Linked DNA regions of Homo sapiens: all the other regions are linked to region 1. Evidence: chromatin contacts called from ENCODE Hi-C or POLR2A ChIA-PET data. All regions are on one chromosome and are shown on one strand. The core of a region is the stretch at or near the end of the contact, and the rest is flanking DNA. Distances in the headings are between cores, read along the strand shown. Region 1 holds the start of RAMACL (RNA guanine-7 methyltransferase activating subunit like). Region 2 overlaps RPS6KA2 (ribosomal protein S6 kinase A2). Region 3 has its middle 130 kb from the start of RPS6KA2. Region 4 has its middle 72 kb from the start of RPS6KA2-AS1.

Region 1 (5,519 bases), core at 2,894-5,393:
GGCCATCACTTATCCGTTAGTGTTGATTATACTCACTGCCTCAATGAGGTTTTTTTTTTAATTTTTTAAAATGAGTTTTATTGTGTATGTTTAAGGTATACATGATGCAACGGGAAATGAGTAGAGATAGTAAGAAGGTTACTGCAGGAAAGCCCATTAACATAGACGTGCTTTCAGTTATGCACGTGCGTGTGTGTGTTGTGGGGCAAGAGCAGCAGCAATCAACTCATTCCACACGAATCCCCTGTATAGTACAGTGCAACGACCTGAAGTCCTCAATGAGGATTTCAATTGTGCTGCTGCATGTCTGGATTCTTCTGGGGCAGGCTGATGGCATGGTTCTCACCCTAAGTCATGCTCCTCGCCAGGCTCCATCTTTAGGTGTGCCCAGCCCTGAAATAGGATCTGTCTCCTCCTAAAGCAGAGTCTGACACGGAGTTCACACTGGGAATCTGTGAACTTAATCTTACGTGGATGCTGTATCTGCCAGACCCTAATGACTGATTCTTATCAGCGTTTAGTAGGTTCTTGCTCCTCAAAGCCTACTGATGTAGGAACTAGTAATTTACTGTTCTGATTCTATTTCCCACTATGTCCAAGTTTTAAGCAAAAAGTATAAGCAAAACAACAAAAGAAGCAAAACCAGAAGGCTGCTCTAATCAAATAGATTTAGTCTTTATCATCCCGATGATGCTTGCCAATTCCAGCCCCTGTGTCTTTGCTTGAGCTGTTTTATTTCACCTTGAATGCCCTCTCCACAGCACCGTCTGTATTCCCCCCAGTTCCCTTGCCTCCTCCTCTGAGCACCCCAATCAAGCTGCCCAGGGGCCCTTCTTCCTCTGGCCCTTCCTGTTCTTGTTTTCTGTGTATCTCACTTGCATGCCTGTGGCCTCATTTGTTGGGTTGGTGGGTATGATCTTGTCTCCCGGTAAGATCCCAAGTCTCTCTCCATTCTGTTCATGCCACAGTTTAGTTTATGTTGTATATCAAATCTAGGAGTTAGAAATTTTGAAAATGTTTCCAACAAATCTGATTTGTTTGGGCCAAAGCACTGGGTGAGAGTCTTCTGTAAGACTGATAGACCACGCTCTGTTTTTCATGCAGAGATGCTGGAGACACAGGTGATGTGCGCCCATTTCTACCAACAGTCTCTATTGGAGCTGATAGTAAAAGCTGAAAGTTCAATTTCCCAGTTTCCCTTTAGGCTCTTATTTTCTGCGACTTAATGAGGGTAAAATACCTAAGGGTAGAATGACATTGTTTATGCAGCCTTCCATGAAGCATGACTGATTTCAACTGATTTCAATTCTAAGGGTACAGTCCCTCCTGTCGGGCATAGAAGATACTCTGACCATGGAGGCTGGGTGTCTTTGGCCGATGAATTGAGCTGGGTTATTTTTCAATTCCAGTGTGGATATGTAATGGCAATAATTTAGAACAAGTGCTCACAAAAGTGCATACTTAGTGCTGCAGATTAATACTTCCCATCCTTTTTCTTTCTTTATGTGAAAATGAGCAAAGGAACCCCAGGAGGGGCCCTGGAATGCACCGTGGTTTCCTGTTGAGCTGTTGAGCAGACGCTTTCTCCACACTGGCTGTGAAACATAAATTCACTTTTGGCTTTTGCTGGTGGTAGGAGGAGACTGGCCCCATAGCCATCATTTTTATTTCAATCTGACCACCTGTTTCCAGAAAGCCTGGGGCTCTTTTATAAAAGACTTAAATTTTGAAAGAGTAGTGGCAACCCCAATGTTACTAATTTCAGCTCTGACTCATCAAGGGCTTAGAGCTTCTTCCTCCTTTTCTGCGGGGGCACTCCCTTGCCACCCACCTCCTAGATGCCCTTAACCACCCACTCCTCCTCCCCCCAATTTGGAAGTCAGCCCTGAGAAAGCGACAGTGTTCCTTTTCCATCTACTTGCTGGAACACAGGTAGTCGCACCTGGCCACCTATGCATGGCCTCTGCTGGCCGGGTTGACAGTGAGCACGGAGGGCCATTGGCTGCCGCACCCTGTCTGTCATGTGCGACTGCCCAGCTGGACTCTCTTCGGGCCCTGAGCTTCCGGGAACCCTGTGTCCATCATCAGGGCAGAGTAGCAGCCCCAGGTTACAGGGCAGCAATAAAGCCCACATTCTGGAGTTGAGATCAGACGATCTAGTTCCACCTTTGATTGTTTTTCTGTACAAATAGGAATTATGTACATGCAAGGCTACAAATTAGATGGCAAAATCAGCCAGAGCGAGAGGTTGGGGACAGGCAGAATTTCCCCAGATTCTGGTGTCTCAGCGACGTGCTGCAAGTTCCCAGCGCAGGGTCCCTGTGGAAAGGAGGCAGCAAAGGGATGTCGTGTGCCCAAGAGGAGTCCCCTAAGACCCCCAGTTCAGGTGCATGATGCTCTGTGTGGCTAGGGCCTGTGGAATCCAGTTCAGCCACCCCTCATTTTTTCTGCAGAAAGCCACCCCTGCAGCAACTCGCTGGCCCCACCTGGAAATTATAATTTAGGCCTGTGAGCAGCTGCACACACTCATAGGCTGTTTCTTTGCAGAGATTTGATTCTGCTGTCCACCTGCTGAATGTGAAGCTGACTTTGTGGAGGTCCTTGTTCCTCTTTTTAAACCACACTCAGGGAGCAGTGGAGGGTGAGGGCCCTGGGATGGAGCTGAGCTCCTGCCTTGTTTACTTCAGACCCCAGCACAGTGTGTACATTGGGGAGCAAAACGAAGGTCCCCTGTTTCTTGGAAAGAAGTTCACTTTTAGTTCATGATACGAGAATTCTCTAACCATCACTGGGGTCTCAATTTTCATTCATTTTATGCTGCATATTTTGCATTCAGATGTGATAAGCCAAACAGATAAAAAACAAAATAAATTCACTGTTGTGGCTGGAACCTGAGTGAGTGAGGAGGGCGCAGGGTCTCACTCTCACCTCCTCGGGGTTCTTCCCCACAGGGCAGAGAGCGCACAGTCCCGGAAAGTCCTGCCATGAATGACAGCAGCCAGCAGGAAGTCAGACTCTACCCACTGTGCTAGTGAGGCCAGACGGCTAGTTTCAGCGCCTTCAGCTGTGGCTTTTCAGAGACGTGGGCCCTTCATCTTCTACTTCTGAATCCACTTATATATTTTACATTTTTGTGTGTGTATATATATATATAATATTTATTTTATGCTGGTTTGCTTTTTTTTTTCCAATGGCAGACTTCAAAAAGGGCAGACTCGTTCAAGAAAGATGTTATATCACTGCATGAGATATTCAGGAAGAACTAAAGTGTTATTTTTGAGAACCCACTCTATGCCAGGTACTGTTCTGGGAGTTTTACATGCGTGGGTTCATTTATTTCTCACAACCACTAATCCAGGTAGGACCCCCTCATTCTACATAGGAGGGAACTGAGGCCAAGGACGGGTGAGGAGCTTGTCTGATGCCACACAATTAGAGTGACGGTGATTAGAACTGATTTTGATGGTACATTTCTCTTGTACTTATGAAAAGCAGATACGAATCTCTAGTCTGTGCTTATCTCATCTTTCTTGCCTCCCTCTGTCCCATGCCAGTGTCCAACCAAGCCTTTCTTGGGCCTGTAGGGCTCTGACCCAGGGTCTCTGGACTGTGCACTCTTGTGTTTCAGGAAAATATTTCCCTGAGTTCATAAAAGAAAAATTATTTCTTCCTTATGTGTTAGTCTAATGTCAGGGTTCCTGATGACTGGCCACTTTGCTTCCACATGGGGATTTGGGGGACCCAGGCTTCTTCTTTGTAGCTCCACCAGCCCTAAGGGCCTGCAGTTAGCTGTGGGGGGAAAGAGACTATGAAAGAAGCACCTGCTTCTTTAAGGTACACCATCCAGACACACTCCATTGGCCAGGGCTAGTCACATGACCACACCTGCCTGCAAGGAGGGCTGGGTAATGTAGTCCCCACTGGGAGGCAGCTGAGGGGAGCCCCAGTCTATGGCAGGAGCAGAGATTTCTGAAAGCTGTTGGCTCCCTCTGCCCTGGAGGTAATGCTGAAATTTGACTTTGTGTATAACTGATGTGTGTTACCTTTGTCATGTCTTCAGAATAAACTGTGGTCATTCTTTTTCTTTCCTCCTCTGGTATATATATGGACTAGTTCATGGGCCTTATTAAAAGACTTGTTTGGAGAGGAAGGCGCTCGGTTACATTGGAGAACTGGAGTGGTCTGGAGTTCCACGGTGTAGTGGACCAGAGGCCACCTCTCCTGGGCTTCTCAGTGTCTCGCCGGCGGGGTTCGGCCTGAGCTGGATAGACATAGCCCTTGGCGGATTTAAACAACCTAAACATTAAGCAATACAGCTGCCTCAAACCTTTGGGATTTTCAGAATGACTGACACTGCCGAAGCTGTTCCAAATTTTGAAGAGATGTTTGCTAGTAGATTCACAGAAAATGACAAGGAGTATCAGGAATACCTGAAACGCCCTCCTGAGTCTCCTCCAATTGTTGAGGAATGGAATAGCAGAGCTGGTGGGAACCAAAGAAACAGAGGCAATCGGTTGCAAGACAACAGACAGTTCAGAGGCAGGGACAACAGATGGGGGTGGCCAAGTGACAATCGATCCAATCAGTGGCATGGACGATCCTGGGGTAACAACTACCCGCAACACAGACAAGAACCTTACTATCCCCAGCAATATGGACATTATGGTTACAACCAGCGGCCTCCTTACGGTTACTACTGATAGAAATGTTGGCAGCTTTTAGTAAAAGCATTTACTCTGTTACCATGAGAAAAGTTTGGGTGTCTTCTGTTGGTCATAGTTTTACATCTGATTTTACAGAATGGATTATTGATTTTTTGGAAGTTGAGACTTTAAAAAAAATAGATCTTACTTGCGAAATGCGATGGTTGCTGGGAATACCTGAAACTGTGGATTATATTGCTTGACTTCTACCTCAGAATCTTCTTTGTTTCATGACTTAATAGTGCTTTAAGTTTGGTATATTATTTGACCTCTAGGAATTCTTTGTTTTACACAGAAATAAAAATTTTAAAATAGAAAATGCTTTTACTTTGTAAGGTAAGAGAGTATCCATATGCTTAGATGTGCTCGTTTCTAAAATTCTAGAGGTTGATATAATCAGCTCATGAATGCACAGCTATGCTTTTTGTGATAGATTGTACATAACATCAGCAGTTGAAAGGTAAAACAATTGCTTTTTTTTTTTTTTGCATTTGTTAAGTGACTATGGTACTTTGTGATTCCTTAATCTATAGATGAGTCAGCTCCACACTTGAGTCTCTTTTTAGAGGGAAATCAGTAATAAAGCTGTAAAATAAGGAAAAAAAAAAAAAAAAAAAAAGACTTGTTTGATGTCATGTTTGAGATTTTCTCTTTAACCTTAAAAGATCAGCCTGGACAATTGCACACAATTATAAGTAAATGTGAAAATTAGGTTCTGTAATTAGGATGGCAGTAAACATAGTGGAGAACCATAACTAATCAATACAGACATGTCAGCAATCCTCGATTCCTTAATCTTCAAGAGAAAAAAAGTCA
Region 2 (5,106 bases), core at 1,896-4,395, 170 kb after region 1:
AGCCCAATTTCTTGCCTTTGAGAAAAGCCAGTGGTAAAGAGAGGAAGGGAAGGGCTGTGGCTGATGTTGCCAATGGGACAGGGGAGGAGGGAACTGGGAAGGAAGGCGGACTTCAGAGTCTGTGTGGATCCCGTGGGTTCTTGATGGAACTGGACCAGAGCTGCTCCGATGGGAGGGGAGTCAAGCGAGCAGCCAGGTCTGAGGCGCCTGGCATCTCACTGTGGGTCTTGGAGTTGTTTAAGAGGTCACCCAGGGCCACTGGTCCATTGCAAAGATGCTTCTGCGTGCTGAGACGTGAACGGATGTGCAGCCAGGGGCTGGACTGAGAGGCTGTTTTAGGTTATGCAGGGGTCATCCAGACACTTGAGCAACCTGTGGCCCCTTTAAAAATAACCAAGTTTGGCTGGGTGCGGTGGCTCACGCCTGTAATCCCAGCACTTTGGGAGGCCGAGGCAGGTGGATCACCTGAGGTCAGGAGTTGGAGACCAGCCTGGCCAACATGGTGAAACCCCGTCTCTACTAAAAATACAAAAATTAGCCAGGTGTGGTGGTGTGTGCCCACAGTCCCAGCTACTCAGGAGGCTGAGGCAGGAGAATCGCTTGAACCCGGGAAGTGGAGGTTGCAGTGAGCCGAGATCACGCCACTGCACTCCAGCCTGGTTGAAAGAGCAGGACTCCGTCTCAAAAAATAAAAACTAAAAAAAATGAAAGTAACCAGGTTATAAGCCTCTGTTCATGCCTTACTTAATCAATATTAATATTGATAATATTATGGGGGAGGAAAATGACGTTTTCCTCATCCCTCATAAGTTCTTAGCTGGACCAGACCCCTGTAACAAAAGACAGATTAACAAGAGAAAAAGAAGTTTATTAACACACATCTTCTCATTTATGCATGCGAGATGCCCAGAGAAGGAGTCATCCTCACAGAGGTGGCTTTGAATCCAGCCTACATGGTATCTGCAACAAAGAACAGAGAATTTTTAGAGACCTGGCAAGACAAAGGAAGAGGGTTAGGGTCTCCAGGGGCTGCAGCTTGGGGAGGTGCAGGGCTGGCCTATGGAGGCTGGTCCCAGGTGGGACCACATGCATCCAAAGCTGTCCCTAGGGGAAGCCTTTGTCCTCTCTGGTTGGGGGTAGGTACCTTTTGTCTTAATCCATGTCCTGATTTTAGACAAATGGAGGACACAGAGCTCTCCTGCATCTGCTGCTTCTTATGTATCTTCAGCTCAGCGCCCCTCACGCCTATGCAGCATATTTTGGGGTGGCATATTCTGGTCTCCCACAATATTGATTTTATTGATTGTAGAATGCCCTAGGTTGTGATATTCCTTTGCCATTTACAAAGCACTTTTACCAACTTTTTTTACTTTCACTCTCATCCACCATACAAAGTAGGCAGGGTAAAATCTATTAACCATGTTTCACAGAGTCAGAAAGCACAAGCTCCATGTGTGTAAGTGACTTCTGAAGGTCACCCCGCTGATGGATTAGGAAGTGAGGCTTGCACCATGAGCACCACATTCATTCAGCATGCGCTGGCTGGTCCCCTCCATGGTGCAGGCTCACACATGGTAGCAGCGATACAGAGAAAAGGACAGGCTCCTTGCTCTCATCTCTAAGGAAATTGAGCCGAGCTCTCCCGACTCGATATTTAATGCTAAATCCAGTCATCTGCAGTAATCCATGAGCACCATTGTGGCTTCCTTTGTTGTTATTCAACTGTAACTATATCAGAGGATTGCCCTCTACTGAAGTATGTAATCCTAGGATGCATACAAGTTTTGCTGCTTTAACAGTTCTTCAAAAAAATTAAATGTTATCACGTAGCCCAGAATGGAACTTCTGGGTATATACCCAAAAGAATTGAAGGCAGGGACGCAAAGAGACATGTGTCCACCCATGTTCATAGCAGCACTATTCACAACAGCCAAAAGGTGGAAGCCACGAGAGTGTCCCTCGGTGGATGAATGGGTAAGCAAAACGTGGCATGCACACACAGCGGAACATTGTCCAGCCTGCAGAAGGAAGGAACTTCTGACCCCTGGAGGAAGCTTAGGGTGTTATACTAAGTGAAATGGGCCAGTCACAGAAAGACAAACATTGCATAATTCCACTCCTATGAGGTCCCTGGAGGAGTCAGATTCACACAGACGGACAGTAGAAGGGTAGGTGTTGGGGGCTGGGGGACAGGGAGTTGTTGTTTAATGGGGACAGAGTTTCAGTTTGGGAAGGTGAAATGCTCTGTGGATGGATGGTGGTGATGTTGGCACCACAATGTAAATGGGCTTAATGCTGCTAAACTGTGCACTTAAAAAGGGCTTTGATGGTCAATTTTATGTCATACATATTTTACCGTAACAGAAAAATCCTTCTGCCTTAAAAATTAAGGCCCTCCTTTTCAGCCTGTCTGTCATGTGTCTGGAAAGAGTACTAGTTTACCATGTGGCTGGCCTGGGAGGAGTCCCACTGCAGTACCTTAGGGTTGGCTTTGCCTTAAGAAACAGTGGTCACACCGAAGACATGGCACCGCCCTCCTCCTGGTCCCCAGCTTGCCGGCGTAGGATGCCGCTGGAGAAACGTGCTGTCAATCTGAATGTCCTTAGTGAAGGGCGTGCCGGTGTCCTGTCGTTCCCTCCTAGGTCCTGAAGCGTCAAGGCTATGATGCGGCGTGTGACATCTGGAGTTTGGGGATCCTGTTGTACACCATGCTGGCAGGGTAAGCAGTCACCTCAAACAGGTGTCAGGAGGAGACACAGGGCAGCAGCCTCAGTGGCTGATCTGTCAGGGGACCAGGGCCAGCCCTGTCCTAGTGTGCGCATGTGGGCAAACCCAACGTGTATGCAAACACTCCCAGGCCTTGAGTGAACACTCGCAGACTTTCTTAGCCCCTCAGGACAACTGAACAACAAGGACAAGAAATGTAGCCACCCATTTTCTTTAAACTCAGCTCATGAACAAAACATCAAGTCTTTTGCCAGCATAGTCCCCATTCTCTCTGCTGCACCTGCCACTGTTTTAAAAGGTAGCAACAGATGTGCCTTCCAGACATCCTCTTAAACCGAAAGCCCCATAGCAGCTTCAGGGTCAAACAGCATCTGTACCTGGGTTTCGTGGTCATGAGTCATGCACGGGCCGGTTCATTGTGGTAAGACACGTGGTGTTACAGAAAGTGGCCTGGGCCTGCCATCCAGACAGCTGACTTCCATCTGAGCCCCACTCGCCACTAGCCGTGACTCTGGGCTAAACACTTTAACCTGTACCAGCCTCCCTTCCCTCTCCCCTGAGTGAGAAGAGGACACACCATGGTTGCTTCTAGGCAGGAAGGTCTAGGATCTTACAAGATCCGCTGGTTCCTATTACGTTTATTAAATACTTGAATGGAGGCAAAAAGAAAAGAACCCTAGACCATCGAATCCTGTTTGCTGTAGCAAAATGGCTTGAATGCCCTCATGAGAATGAATGAGCTTGGCCTGCTTTTCACTTATTTCATCATAAGTCAACAGGTAGTGTCCACAGCAGAAGGAGAGTAAATCAGGCCCTGAAGCCGCACCCTGAGGACTGCAGTAGCAAAGGAAGGAACCTCAGTTTCTTACCAATACCACAGTCAGGTTACTTTGTGACGCTTCTAATACTCACTTTGCCTATACGGAAAACTAGATCACACACTTTCCCACTAGAGGAAGCGCTGGCAGCACACGTGTCCTTCCTTTCCTAGGAGTGTGTGGGTGTGTTTTAAGGTGGGACACCATGAACACCTCCCACGCGCTTGGAATATGGCCAGAGCTGCACCAAGCATGTATGTGTATTTGTGCATACACTCTGCATTTGCAGTGGAGGCTCAAAAAGTTAACTTGTCAAAGAACACAGAGTTGGGAATACATCCACCGTGGGTCTCTCAGACTCCACGTCTCAGGCTCTCTCGCATGATGCCACACCATCACCGTGGAAACCACGGCACCAGGCAACTCACTAGGCCACCCCATCCCAGTTTACCTGGGTCCGGAGGGGATACAGCACAGGTCTCACAGGGCTCTCCCACTTGCCCATCAACCTCTAGCCACCCAATTGCTAAGGAAGGAAAACGGGCATAGTGTTAGAGGTAAGTTCCGCTTTCCCATGAATCCTGGCTTCAGAGCAGAGGAGGGAGAAGCAAAGTGCTATTCCTTTGAACAGCCAAGGGGTGATATCAACTTGCAAACTTTATTTTAGGTTGTAAAATACAAGCTCATTACCACAAATTTGTCTAATTATACAGATTTACCCCTTTTGCAAATGGGCCAGACGATACCCCTGAGGAGATTCTGGCGCGGATCGGCAGTGGGAAGTATGCCCTTTCTGGGGGAAACTGGGACTCGATATCTGACGCAGCTAAAGTGAGTACATGTCCCAGCGTTGCTTTTAAATATTCAGATTCTGAAATAGCCATATGATTTCTGAGGAAGCCAGGGGATAGGTTTTATGTAAGTAGTATAGGTATTTTATCCTCAGCATATTTTTTTTTTTTTCTTGAAATGGAGTCTCGCTCTGTCTCACCCAGGCTGGAGTGCAGTGGCACAATCTTGGCTCACTGCAGCCTCTGCCTCCTGGGTTCAAGTAATTCTCCTGTCTCAGCCTCCCAAGTAGCTGGGACTACAGGCGTGTGCGACCACACCCGACTAACTCTTTTGTATTTTTAGTACAAAAAAGTTTTGTACTAAAACTTTTTTGTTTCACCATGTTGGCCAGGCTGGTCTTGAACTCCTGACCTCAAGTGATCCACCCACCTCAGCCTCCCAAATTGCTGGGATTACAGGTATGAGCCACCACACCTGGCCTTATCCTCGGCATCTTTTAAGCCTTTCATCTAAAAACATTATTTTCAAAAACATTTTTAGCATTTTCACATTTTCCACTATCTTGGTATCTTATGCAGGGTTCTCCAAAGAAACAAACAGAACATGCGTGCGTGTGTGTGTGTGTGTGTGTGTGTGTGTGTGTATAGAGAGAGAGATTTATTTGTAAGAAATTGGCTCACGTGATTGTGGGGACGGGGAAGTCTGTGACTGCAGGGCAGCCGGCAGGCTGGAGCCCCAAGGAGAAATGGATGGGGCAGTTGCCCACCAC
Region 3 (5,181 bases), core at 2,670-5,169, 160 kb before region 1:
TTGACAAGCACAGGATTATAGATTTTCTGTGTTCCAGGTTACGAGGAGGGGCTCGTGGAATCTGGAAGCTGGAAGGGGTCATTGAAATCACAGAGCCCAACCCCTTCATTGCACACATGAGGAGGCTGAGGCCGAGAGTTGAGATTCCTGACCCAAGTTCACCCTGTGACGAGTGAGCGACAGGGCAGGGCCTGAACCCGCCGCCCTGGGCACCCATCTCAGAGCCCTTCCCTGAGACCACAATGGTCAAACATGGCATTGGGAGGGTGCAGCACACCAGCCTGAGGACTGGGAAAGGGACCTCTACCTGTCTACACTAACCAGGCCTTGTCATTTTCCGCATCTGATGCTTTGACATTGGTGGGGAGCAGGGGGAGGCTTGCTGGCCCTGGAGAGGCTGCTCCCCCAGGGTTTCTAATTCCCAGACACAGCAGGCAACTCACCCAGGAGTGCACTTTTCAAATGCAAACCAGAGCCCACCCCCACCACCTCCTTTATGGACTCTCACGCTCTGGGCCACATCCTCCTGCCCTAATCCTCCCAGGGCCCAGTACCAGCCAGCGAGGGCAACCCCCTGTGCAGCAGGGCCCACGGGAACTGCCCTTACCAACCAGTCCCATGCAGGCTCACCCTGGCTCACCTGTTCCTTCCCTGGAAGCCACGTGAAAGGCCCCTGCCCACACGTTCCTGCACCCCTCTGCCTCCAGACAGGCTCAGTGCATCCCTGAGTGGTCCCCAGGGCTTGGCCCCCTCTCTTGGGATCTGTGAGTAACAAACTCTCTTTTCGCTGACAGTTGTCTCCTGACCTGTTGCCCTGCCACACCTGAATAATAATAGAGCCTAAGTTTTAAAACACTGTCAGTTGTTTTTAAAACTGGTAGCTTTTGTGTATTCAAGATTCTTCCAACATACATGATGTGGGAAATGCAAAAATAGGTGAGAATTGTGCCTGAGAAACCGTTCCAGGCACTGAGGCGGTCCTAGGCAGTCATCACTGCATGCACCTCGGGCCTCAGGGAGACTGAGGTCTTGTGTGGCTGGGGCTCGGGGCTGGATTCTCACGGGAAGACGGACGGCACAGGAGAGCATTACAGATCAAGTTCAAGCATGGCCAAAGGCACTTTCCAGAATTTGGGTTCCTCATCATGCTTGTGTTGGGTTAGTACGTTTCTGACAGTCGTCTCTCTTGAAATTTCGGGAAAGTGGGCATCTTCTTGTAGAGGATCCCAGAGCTCTTGATCTGTTTTCTTCATTATTAACCGTGATAGCTCATGGGCAACGCAGCTCAGTGTATTTTCCCAGTTTCATGGTTGCTAATGACTGTTTAACAACCACAATAAGTGTGGTAATAAGGGCTTTATTATAATAACACCACACATTAACACAATCTAAATAACAGTCAAGATGTGTTTGTAGGGAGGTGACAAACTTTCATAATAACAACAGTTAACTTTATGTCCCTGTGGATGAATTTTTAAACTGCTGTGTGATTTTATTATCAAACACATCCGAGTTGCTGTGTGTGTTTGTTTTTGCAATATGATGTCATAGTATTAATAGATAGCTGTGGAAGAACATGTAGAAAGGTCAACACAGTGATTTTTATATAAATATAGGACATTTTGTGTTCATAAGACAAGAAAAAAATTCCAACAGCATTACACATGTTTTAAAGTATATTATTGATTCTTTACAGAGGTTAATTTTCTGAAGTTATAACTAAAATTTTATTTTTAAGGAGTTTAGTGAAGAATGGACAGAGAAAGTCAGTTGAGTGCTGCTGTATAAGCAGAGGTGGCGTCTCCTTGTTCAGCCTGAGGGGGACTGTTCTTCCCTTGCGTAGATTCTTCTTTACTGGGTGCTCCGGTTATACCAGCTGGGGACTGGGGTGAAACCATGAACAAGATAGATGGAGCCCTACATCTGGCTTAAGTCTGGCAGGACAGCCAGCCCCTTTGCTCTAGGTAAACCACACACTTCCTACAGAAACAGGGTCACCAGCAAAGAGGAGTTTGTTTTTAATGCCCCATAAAGGGAGTGGTATCTTGTTTCTGCCCTCTGCAGTGACTAAACCCACAGAATAAATTGCTTATAGTCGGTAGGAATGGGCCCTGCGTTTCACAGCAAATAAATCCAGGTGCAGAGTTAGGGGACAAAAATATTTACCTACTCAGCAGAGTATACAAGGCTTAACACAGTGGTTAGGGAGTGGGCCACCATTACCCCAAGAGTATCCATCTACTTGATGCAGATTTTACCAAGAAACCAGCAACAACAAGCACAAAACTATGGGGAGAGTCAGGGGGAGAGGCTAACAACCACATAAAATGGTGTGGGGACCGCAGGTGGGAGAACCAGGTTGTGATCCGTGCTTTTCCTTGGGAGAAATCAATTAACTCTGTTAGTCTCAGTCTTTCTTTCTTTTAAAATACAAGGGTTTGAGTAAATGATCTCTAACACCAAGAATCATCCTTTTCTATAATAACCTTAATCATCATTATGGGTCTATCATCTCTGAATTAAATTAAATATTTAATAACCCATTAATGTTCTTAGCTAATGTCAGCTTTTGAAGTGACTGTATTCCTATATTTTTACTAATTATAAAATAAGATTTTGAAAAATCTCTCTCTGCCTTTCTGTCTCTTAAGGTTTCTCTTTCCATTCATTCTAAATTGCCTCTCTAGACTTCAGTGTGTCCGCTCGCTGTTGAATGTGAAGCTGAGGTTGGTAAAGGATGTGTACTCTGGTCTTGCTCTGCGGTGACTGTGGACGCGCTTCACAGCCCTACGTTTCAGAGGCTGTTCACTCTGTGTGATGTCTTCATCATACTCACAGAGGACCTGGGTTGTGGCTATACCGCCCATTGGCTAGGCCGGCCCATCTGGAAGATCACAGGTTATTAATGACTAAAATAGTTAGAAACGATGTCTTTATTTAAAATAATAAGCATTGATTTTATCTAATTTCTAACAAATGCACATGAGACATTGAATACCCAGGTACAAATGGACCTGGTGTCGCCTTTGAGGTCTCAGGTACTCCTTGGCTGGCCTGTGCTGGCCCCTTTGTCTTCTGGGGCCCCTTTCTCCAAGGAGTCTGGCTTCTGTGCTCCACGGAGTCTGGCCTCTGTGCTCCATGGAGTCTGGCCTCTGTGTTCCACAGCGTCTGGCTTCTGTGCTCCACGGAGTCTGGCCTCTGTGCTCCATGCTGTCCTTGGTCCACAGGGCCTGACCTTGAATCGTCATGAAGACATGTTCTGCTCATTCTGTAGATTTCCTAGAGTCTGTGCCACTGTTTGGCTTTGCATAGAATCCCCAAATCGGCTGACTATTGGACTTCACTAGGATGCGAATGGTGCAAAGTTTGATCCAACTGGCTGTGGTGGAAAATGGAAACTTGTGGGGCTTCGAGCAGAAAATTTGGGAATACCTTGATTCCAAGCTCAGACACTTAGACCCCTCTTTCCACGGCTCCAGTGGCGGCCCAGCCGTTCCAGACACCTAGGCCAGCAGAGAAGCCAAGCCTCAAGCCCCTGTCGCCATCTGTTATCTGCCTTGGGCTGGCCGGCCTGCACCTCCTCCACGCCCTGCGGTGCAGCTTTGCCTCCCCTGAGGGGTTACAGGCTCTGCTCAGCTGCCTCCTGCTGCAGAGCAGACCACAGCCCAGCTGGCTGACTCAGGGCCAACTCAGGGGAAGCCCTCCTGTGACTGTGCGTTTGACGGGACCCTGGCAGCTGCCGTCCCTGGAACTCATCTGAATTCCTGTGTAATCTCTGCCCCTTCCTGAACGCACCTGGCCAGAGGGCGCTGGTCTTGCCTCCACCTTGGGAAGAACAAGCAGGCGGCTTGGAAGCAGGCTTTTTGAGGTTTCAGGGAGGAGCACGGGGCTGGCAAAACTTCCGGCTGACTTGGGGAAGTAATGCTGTAAGATCTTACTGCTCCGCTATTTCACCGCTGAACCTGGAGGCCTGCCGTCACCTGCAGCTCGGGGGCACTGCGTGAGGGTTATAAACTTTGTGAGGTGCTGAGTTAGGGGATGCAGAGGCCAGCTTCGGTCACAAAAGCACACTTCACACTTTCTAGAGTGTCAGCAGCCTCACCTCTGTTTAGGCAAATAGAATTTGTCCCCTCAGAGAGTTGTGCTTTTCCTCCTGAATATGATCACAGTCTACGCAGCAAGAGGGATGTCTTAGCCCTTGGCCAGTTTCTAAATGATTCCAAGGAGCAGAGCTTGGATTTACAGAATTTCCCATTTCCATTGCTTTAGACCAATTCTCAGCTAGAGTTCCTGACCTCCTCAGTATGATCCTTGTCACTCTTCTCTTTCTGGTGCATGAGGGCTGGAGACTTCCGTGGCAATGTCCCAGACCAATGACACCCATCTGTGCTGCGTGCCTGGCATGTTCTAGGCACAAGGGATGCTCAAGGAGCTCGGGCTCGGGTGGCACCTGCGGTCCTCAGCCACAGTAGAAGGGAAGACAGCACAGATGCAGAAACCCCCGTTGTGACAGAGTCAGAAGAGGCACGGAGGGCAGTTCCTGGGCCAGCAAGCGCAGAGCCTGGGCATGTAGGAAGCAGCCAGGGATGTCTGGGGATTGACAAGTACAGGCCCCGGAAAGGCGTGTGTCTGAGGAGGAGGAGGGTCAAGAGGGGCTGAGGGAGACTGTGTGGGAGGAGTGTGTCACAGATGTGCGTGCACTGCGTGGGGTGACTCGGGGCCTCCAAGGCTGGTGAGAACTCAGGGAATCCCAGGGACCTCTAGGGTTGGGGTGGGGCCCTGGGCTGGTGAGCACCCCCCCAGGGGAGAAGCTGAGGACACAGGAGGGGAGCACGCCCGATGTCTCTGCAGCACTGCAGGGCACGCTAATCCTGTATGGCTCACAGAACTAACAAAACCTAGGCGGATGGAACCGCCCTTCACAGTAGCACAGAGTGGGGCTCCAGGAAGCCAACTTCTCTCCGGCATGGGCACCTCAGGGGCACTTGGTGCGGCCCCTGCCTTCTCCCAGGAAGGCCCCCTCCTCCCTGCCCCTCCCCGCTGACTCAAGCCGGGCTGGACTCAGAAGGGACATGCCAGCTCTGCTTCCGATGCTGACTGTGTGGCCACCTCCACCGCCCTCTCTGTTTTCCTCACTCAGTATCCCCCTTCCCCTTGCCCAGCCTCCTGCCTTAGTCTGTG
Region 4 (5,830 bases), core at 3,180-5,679, 240 kb before region 1:
ATTCAATGAGGGGAAAGATTATCTTTTTAACAAATGGTGTTTGAACAAGTAGATATTTATAAACAAAAAGATAAGCCTTGGTGTTTGCATTGTTTATAAAAGTAACTAAAAATGGGCCATTGACCTAAATTTAAGACCTAAAACAATAACACTGATAGAATAAATCATCGCTGGTTTAGGCAAAAGTTTTCTAGATATGGCACAAAAGGCATGAACTGCTAAATAAATAAATAAATAAATAAATAAATAAATAATAGGACGCCATACAAACTAAAGACTCCTGTCCTTGAAAAGACACTGTCAGAAAAATCCAAATACTGGCCAGAGTGGGAGAAAATATTTTTAAAACACATACCTCATAAAAGATTTATATCCGGATTACATCAGGAACTCTTACAACTAGAAAATAAGAAGACAACCACCCAATAAAAATGGGCAAAAGATTTAAACAGACATTTTTGTTTTAACTTTTACTTTAGGTTCAGGGCTGCACGTGCAGGTTTGTTATATAAGTAACCTGTGTCATGGGGGTTTGTGGTACACATTATTTCATCACCCAGGTACTAAGCATAGTACCCAATATTTTTTTCTGATTCTCTCTCTCCTCCCACCCTCTACCCTCTGATACACCCCAACGTCTGTTGTTCCTTCTTTTCTTTGTGTCCATGTCTTCTCATCATTTAGCTCCCATTTATAAGAGAGAACATGTGGTATTCAGTTTTCTGTTCCTGCTGAACAGACATTTTAACAAAGACATGAGAACGGCAAATGAGTGTGTGAAAAGATGCTCAACATCATGAGTCATTTAGGATATGCAGATTAAAACCACCGTGAGATACTGATACAAGCCTACTAGAGTAGCTAAAACTGAAAAGTCTGACAGCATCAAGTGCTGACAAAGGTGTGAAATAACTGGAACTCTCTTCCGTTGTTGGTGGGAATGCAAAATGACGCAGCTACTTTGGAAAATAGTTGGGCAACATCTTTTATAGTTAAACATACCCTTGCCATATAACCCAATGCTTTCACCCTTAGATATTTATGCAAAAGGGGACAGGCATGGTGACTCACATCTGTAATCCCAGCATTTTGGGAGGCCAAGATGGGAGGATCACTTGAGGCCAGGAGTTTGAGACCAGCCTGGTCAACATAGTGAAACCCCAACCCTGTAAAAAAAGAAAAAAAAAGAAAGAAAGAAAGAAGAAAAGGAATTTATGCAAAAGGAATAAAAACATACATCCATGAAAATGCCTGAATGTGGACATTTACAGCAGTTTACTCATAATCACAAAAAGCTGGAACCTGCTCAAATGATAAACTCGTGAATAGATAAACAGATTGTGTTCTGCGTCTAAACTTGGGACACTTCTCTGCAATGAAAGGAACAAACCAGGGGTGACTGCAGCAACACAAGTACATCTCACAAGAATTAGTCTGAAGGAAAGCAGCCAGGCCCAAATACTATGTATTGCATACTCCACTTCTACCTGTAGACCAGTGGTGTCCAGGATGTGTGGGCTGCCGGAGGAAACTGACAAAGGGACATGAGGGAAGCGTTTAGGGCAGGGAGATGTGCCATGCCTTGGTTGTCATCATGGTTACATGACTGTACAAATTTGTAAAAATTCATTGATCTCTACACTTAAAGGAAGTGAATTCGCCTGTAGGTAAATTAAACTTCAATAAATCTGACTTAGAAAAACATAAACTCTAGGGAGTTACAGTTTCAAATATTACATCATAAAGGAAAAGTCCATATTCAGTTATAGACTGACTTGCTTTGGATTCTATTAATGTAGATGTAGACAGTTTCATCTTTGTTGTTCCTGATGCCTTCCTTTGTTGGCTAAGAATGGTTTCTTCCATCAGATCACCTGGCTGTGAGTCTATTTCACCACTTTGGCCTTTTCTAAGCTTGTTTCATCACGTGTAGGATAATATTTGTATTTTCTTCATGGTTGTGAGGATGAAATGTGGTAGTACCATGCAAGTGCTTGGCTAACTGTGGGCACACAGTAAGCACTCAATAAATGTCTGCTATTATGATTATTTGTATTATGAAAGAAAAAGTTGCTAAACATCTTAATTAAGCAAATTAAACTGCATTTACATAAGAGAGCAAGCTGCTTTCAAACATATTGGCAAGATCTATTTGCAATGAGACATTTTAATGTGAACATTATAATTAAAATTTGCTCTTTAAGGTATCGTGATTAAAGTCTTGGCTCAATTCTTTTCTAACATTTAGTTTCTTTAATTATGAGTGCTTGGAAGTAATAAAATGACATTTAAATATACTTCAGTGATTCATGATCTTCGCTAATTCTGACAATTTCCCCAGTTAGATCAAATTAATGACATTGAACATCAAAAGTAAACATTTAGTAATAAATCTGTCAATTTTCTGGATCTCCTGCATTTCCTAACATTTAAACTGTGGGGCACTGCGACCTCCCAGCATGCTTCTTAAGAGAGGGATTCAGAAAGTTTATTTTCAAGATGGAGTTAGTTTCTCTTGACATGAGCGGACTTACCATAGAGAAAACACCAACAGAATTTCCATTTTTGGCTATTATACTTAAAAGTGTATTGCATTTTTGTCTCTAGAGTAATATCTTGGTGTAGCCAGGGGCAGTATTGCCTGGGGTTCCAAGCCTGGGCTCTGGGGTCTGTCAGAAGTAGATTCAAACTGGATTCAAAATCCAGCTCAGCCTCTGCTATCTGTGCATCTGTGAGTAAATCCAAACATGTGCTGAGAGCCTGGAGCTTCCCCCCCAACTTCCTCAGCACAGCCAATGTGTCCAAATCCCACTCCTCTTATCCTAACTCAGCTCTTCCTCCCAGGCCAGGCAAATTCCAACACCATCAGCCACTTTCTTCCTGTTTACTTCATTAAAAATACTCCCAGGTCACTTTCAAGGCCAAATCAGAAATCTGGTACGCATCTTATATTCTTCCTCGGTCATAACATGCAACCAACTCACTACTGTAGATTATCTATATCTATCTATCTATCTATCTATCTATCTATCTATCTATCTATCTATCATGTATCATCTATACATGTATGTATATATGTATCTATCATCCATATATCTGTGTATCTATTATCTACGTATGTATCTATGTAGCTATCTATCCATCCATCTATTATCTATCATCTGTCTATCTATCCATCCATCATCTATCTATCCATCTATCATCTGTCTATCATCTATGTATATATGTATCTATATATCTATTACCTATGTATGTGTCTACTATCTATCATCTATCTATCTATCATCTATCTATGTATCTATCATCTATCTAGTATGTAATTCTGTTATTGTGTGTATGTATGTAGATGTGGTAAAATACAATTTGTTTAAAAATATTTCCTGTTATAGTTTTTATTCTCAGTTTTGGAATTTCTCTCTGTGGTCTTTTGCTACCGAGCCCAGGCCCAGGGAAGGTGAGGGCAAATGCGGCATGGAAATAGAACAGCACCTGTTCCCTAAGGGAGCGTCTCTCAGTGGGGGCCAAGCCTTCCTCTGTGGGAAGAAGGAGCCTGTGAAGAGGTGCGGACAAGGCAAGAGTGTCTTGGTCCTCACTGCCCTTACAGCTGAAGCTTTCTGTCTGGCAGGGGCAGGGGGGAAGGTGTCATGCTGGTGTAGAAATACACAGAGTGGTTGAAGGAAGGGCAAATTCAAGTTGAAGTAGAGAAGCTCCATAGTCATCATGGCCACGGACCCACTGTGGACCTGAGCAGAAGAGAGATGGCAGGGAGGGTAAGGATCTGAGAAGGGATCCCTGGTGAGGCCTCCGGTCCTGGATGCGTGGAGCAGCCTCTGAGGAACCTGCCTCTGAGCAAGTTTAGTGAGGTGCGCAGGACCAACACCTGCGGAGAGTGGAGGAGGAGGTGGGGGCAGGGAGCAGCTGCATTGTCAGTGTGGATGGCCCAGGAGGGAGGCGCCTCTTCCATCAGGGGTTCTCTCCGTGGATGGACCCAATACCCCCTGCCACTGGAGGGTCTGGGCTCCAGGCCCTCAGAGGTGTGGTTGGCCACATGCGTGGTGAGTCAGGGGTCCAGGGAGGCCTTCGTTGCAGAAGAAACTCCCCAACCACAGCGTGTGACCCAGCCCAAGGGAGAGCCTGGGTCTGGCCAGAGTGCCTAATGGTCAGGGCTCTAGCTTGATAGGGGGGAGCTGGGAAAGAGGAAACAATAATGTCCCAAATCTCAAAGAAAAGGCCTTAAAAATCAACACAGTGCCAGGACGGAAGGCTGTGGCTCTGGGATCCCACACAGCCATGGAGATGACAGCTAAGGCAGTAACACAGGTTTCAGCCCCCGCTTTCAGATCTGGGTCTGAGAGGACTGACGCTTGGTGTGATGAGAAATGTCAGAACCCACAGCAGAAAGCTGTGGGCTCACACGCTAAGGCAGATTTAGAGGGCAGGCCTTACTTCCCTTGCCTCGTAGGAAATTGTCCATGAACTCTGCATGTGTCATTTCTTGTGCATGTATTGGGAGAGATGTTTTATACTTTGTATCAGCGATGAGCTTTTTTTAAAAAGAAATTATAAAAATATAAAATGTACCATCTTAACGGTTTCTAAGTATGTCAGAGGTATTCAGGGCTTTCACATCATTGTACAACCATCACCACCATCCACCTCCAGAATACTTCTCATTTTGCAACACTGAAACTCTCTGCCTGTTAAAAACTAACCAACTCTCTGTTCTCCACTTCCCTCAGCCACTTCCCCAATGAGACAGCAACTGTTCTACTTTCTGTCTCTATAATTTTGACACTCTAGGCACCTCATGTAAGCAGAATCACACAGCATTTGTCTTTTTGCAACTGGTATATTCACTTAGCGTAATGTCCTCAAGGTTATGGGCTCCATGTTGTAGCATGTGTGAAAATTCCTTTTCTTTTCTTTCTTTCTTTCTTTCTTTCTTTTTTTTTTTTTTTTGAAATGGAGTTTTGCTTTTGTTGCCCAGGCTGGAGTGCAATGGTGCGATCTCGGCTCATGCAATCTCCGCCTCCCAGGTTCAAGCGATTCTCCTCCCTTGACCTCTGGAGTAGCTGGGATTACAGGCGCCCACCACTACGCCCAGATAGTTTTTGTATTAAAAATTAAAAATACTAAAAGTAGAGATGAGGTTTCACCATGTTAGCCAGGCTAGTCTTGAACTCTGGACCTCAGGTGATCCACCTGCTTCTGCCTCCCAAAGTTCTGGGATTACAGGCATGAGCCACTGCACCCAGACAAATTCCTTTTCTTCTTAAGGCTGAACGGTGTTCCATTGTAGGTATATACACATCACATTTTGTTCTTCCACTCGTCTGCTGATGGACCATTGGGTTGCTTCCATCTTCAGAGTACTGTGAGTCAAGCTGCTGTGAACATGGGTAGACAAATACCTGTTTAAGTCTCTGCTTTTCAATCTAGCAGGGGAATTGATGGACCATATAATAATTTTTTTTTTTTTTTTTTTTTTTTTTTTTGAGACAGAGTCTCGCTCTGTTGCCCAGGCTGGAGTGCAGTGGCGCGATCTTGGCTCACTGCAAGCTCCGCCTCCAGGTTCACGCCATTCTCCTTCCTTAGCCTCTGGAGTAGCTGGGACTACGGGCGCCCGCCACCATACCCGGCTAATTTTTTGTATATTTAGTAGAGACGGGGTTTCTCTGTGTTAGCCAGGATGGTCTCCATCTCCTGACTTCCTGATCCACCCGCCTCAGCCTCCTAAAGTGCTGGGATTACAGGCGTGAGCCACCGCGCCCGGCCGATAATTCATTTTTAAATGTTTTTGAGGAACCACCGTCCTGTTTTCCACAGCAGC

The links. A loop is a pair of places that touch in the nucleus more often than their neighbours do. ChIA-PET counts read pairs that join two places held with the same protein, here RNA polymerase II (POLR2A). Pooled maps may share reads with other maps.
Region 2: a loop to region 1 is called in a pooled map, with 10 times the contacts of the local background. The contact joins the enhancer-like site here to the promoter of RAMACL in region 1. A Hi-C loop is called at or near these places in 8 of 37 single-sample maps with no recorded cell type and 5 of 50 pooled maps.
Region 3: a loop to region 1 is called in a map with no recorded cell type, with 10 times the contacts of the local background. The contact joins the enhancer-like site here to the promoter of RAMACL in region 1. A Hi-C loop is called at or near these places in 8 of 37 single-sample maps with no recorded cell type and 4 of 50 pooled maps. POLR2A ChIA-PET finds 5 or more read pairs at or near these places in 1 of 52 experiments (activated B cell).
Region 4: a map with no recorded cell type shows a loop between it and region 1 (7-fold over the local background). The contact joins the enhancer-like site here to the promoter of RAMACL in region 1. A Hi-C loop is called at or near these places in 3 of 37 single-sample maps with no recorded cell type and 3 of 50 pooled maps. POLR2A ChIA-PET finds 5 or more read pairs at or near these places in 3 of 52 experiments (activated CD4-positive, alpha-beta T cell, activated CD8-positive, alpha-beta T cell and activated naive CD8-positive, alpha-beta T cell).

Annotation. Positions count from the first base shown.
Region 1 is chr6:166,585,302-166,590,820 of GRCh38, reverse strand. RAMACL (RNA guanine-7 methyltransferase activating subunit like) reads left to right here and starts at 4,143. Exons shown (of 1, transcript NM_001395999.1): 1 at 4,143-5,519. The coding sequence starts at 4,344. The coding sequence ends at 4,700. All of the region lies in intron 1 of RPS6KA2 (ribosomal protein S6 kinase A2), which reads left to right. RefSeq lists enhancers at 1,363-1,622, 2,203-2,252 and a silencer at 3,801-3,940.
Region 2 is chr6:166,417,495-166,422,600 of GRCh38, reverse strand. It overlaps RPS6KA2 (ribosomal protein S6 kinase A2), which reads left to right. Exons shown (of 21, transcript NM_021135.6): 18 at 2,643-2,719; 19 at 4,259-4,376. LOC124901460 (a long non-coding RNA gene) reads right to left here. Exons shown (of 2, transcript XR_007059866.1): 2 at 848-960. Among named protein-coding and RNA genes, the nearest start is that of MPC1-DT, 37 kb to the right of the region's middle. RefSeq lists an enhancer at 3,010-3,079. Within about 2 kb of position 3,145, at least 5 of the 41 ENCODE cell types and tissues checked have a DNase peak (open chromatin) inside an H3K27ac peak, as active enhancers do.
Region 3 is chr6:166,749,894-166,755,074 of GRCh38, reverse strand. It overlaps a transcript of RPS6KA2 not described here. Among named protein-coding and RNA genes, the nearest start is that of RPS6KA2, 130 kb to the right of the region's middle. Within about 2 kb of position 3,919, at least 2 of the 41 ENCODE cell types and tissues checked have a DNase peak (open chromatin) inside an H3K27ac peak, as active enhancers do.
Region 4 is chr6:166,829,255-166,835,084 of GRCh38, reverse strand. It overlaps a transcript of RPS6KA2 not described here. Among named protein-coding and RNA genes, the nearest start is that of RPS6KA2-AS1, 72 kb to the left of the region's middle. Within about 2 kb of position 4,429, at least 2 of the 41 ENCODE cell types and tissues checked have a DNase peak (open chromatin) inside an H3K27ac peak, as active enhancers do.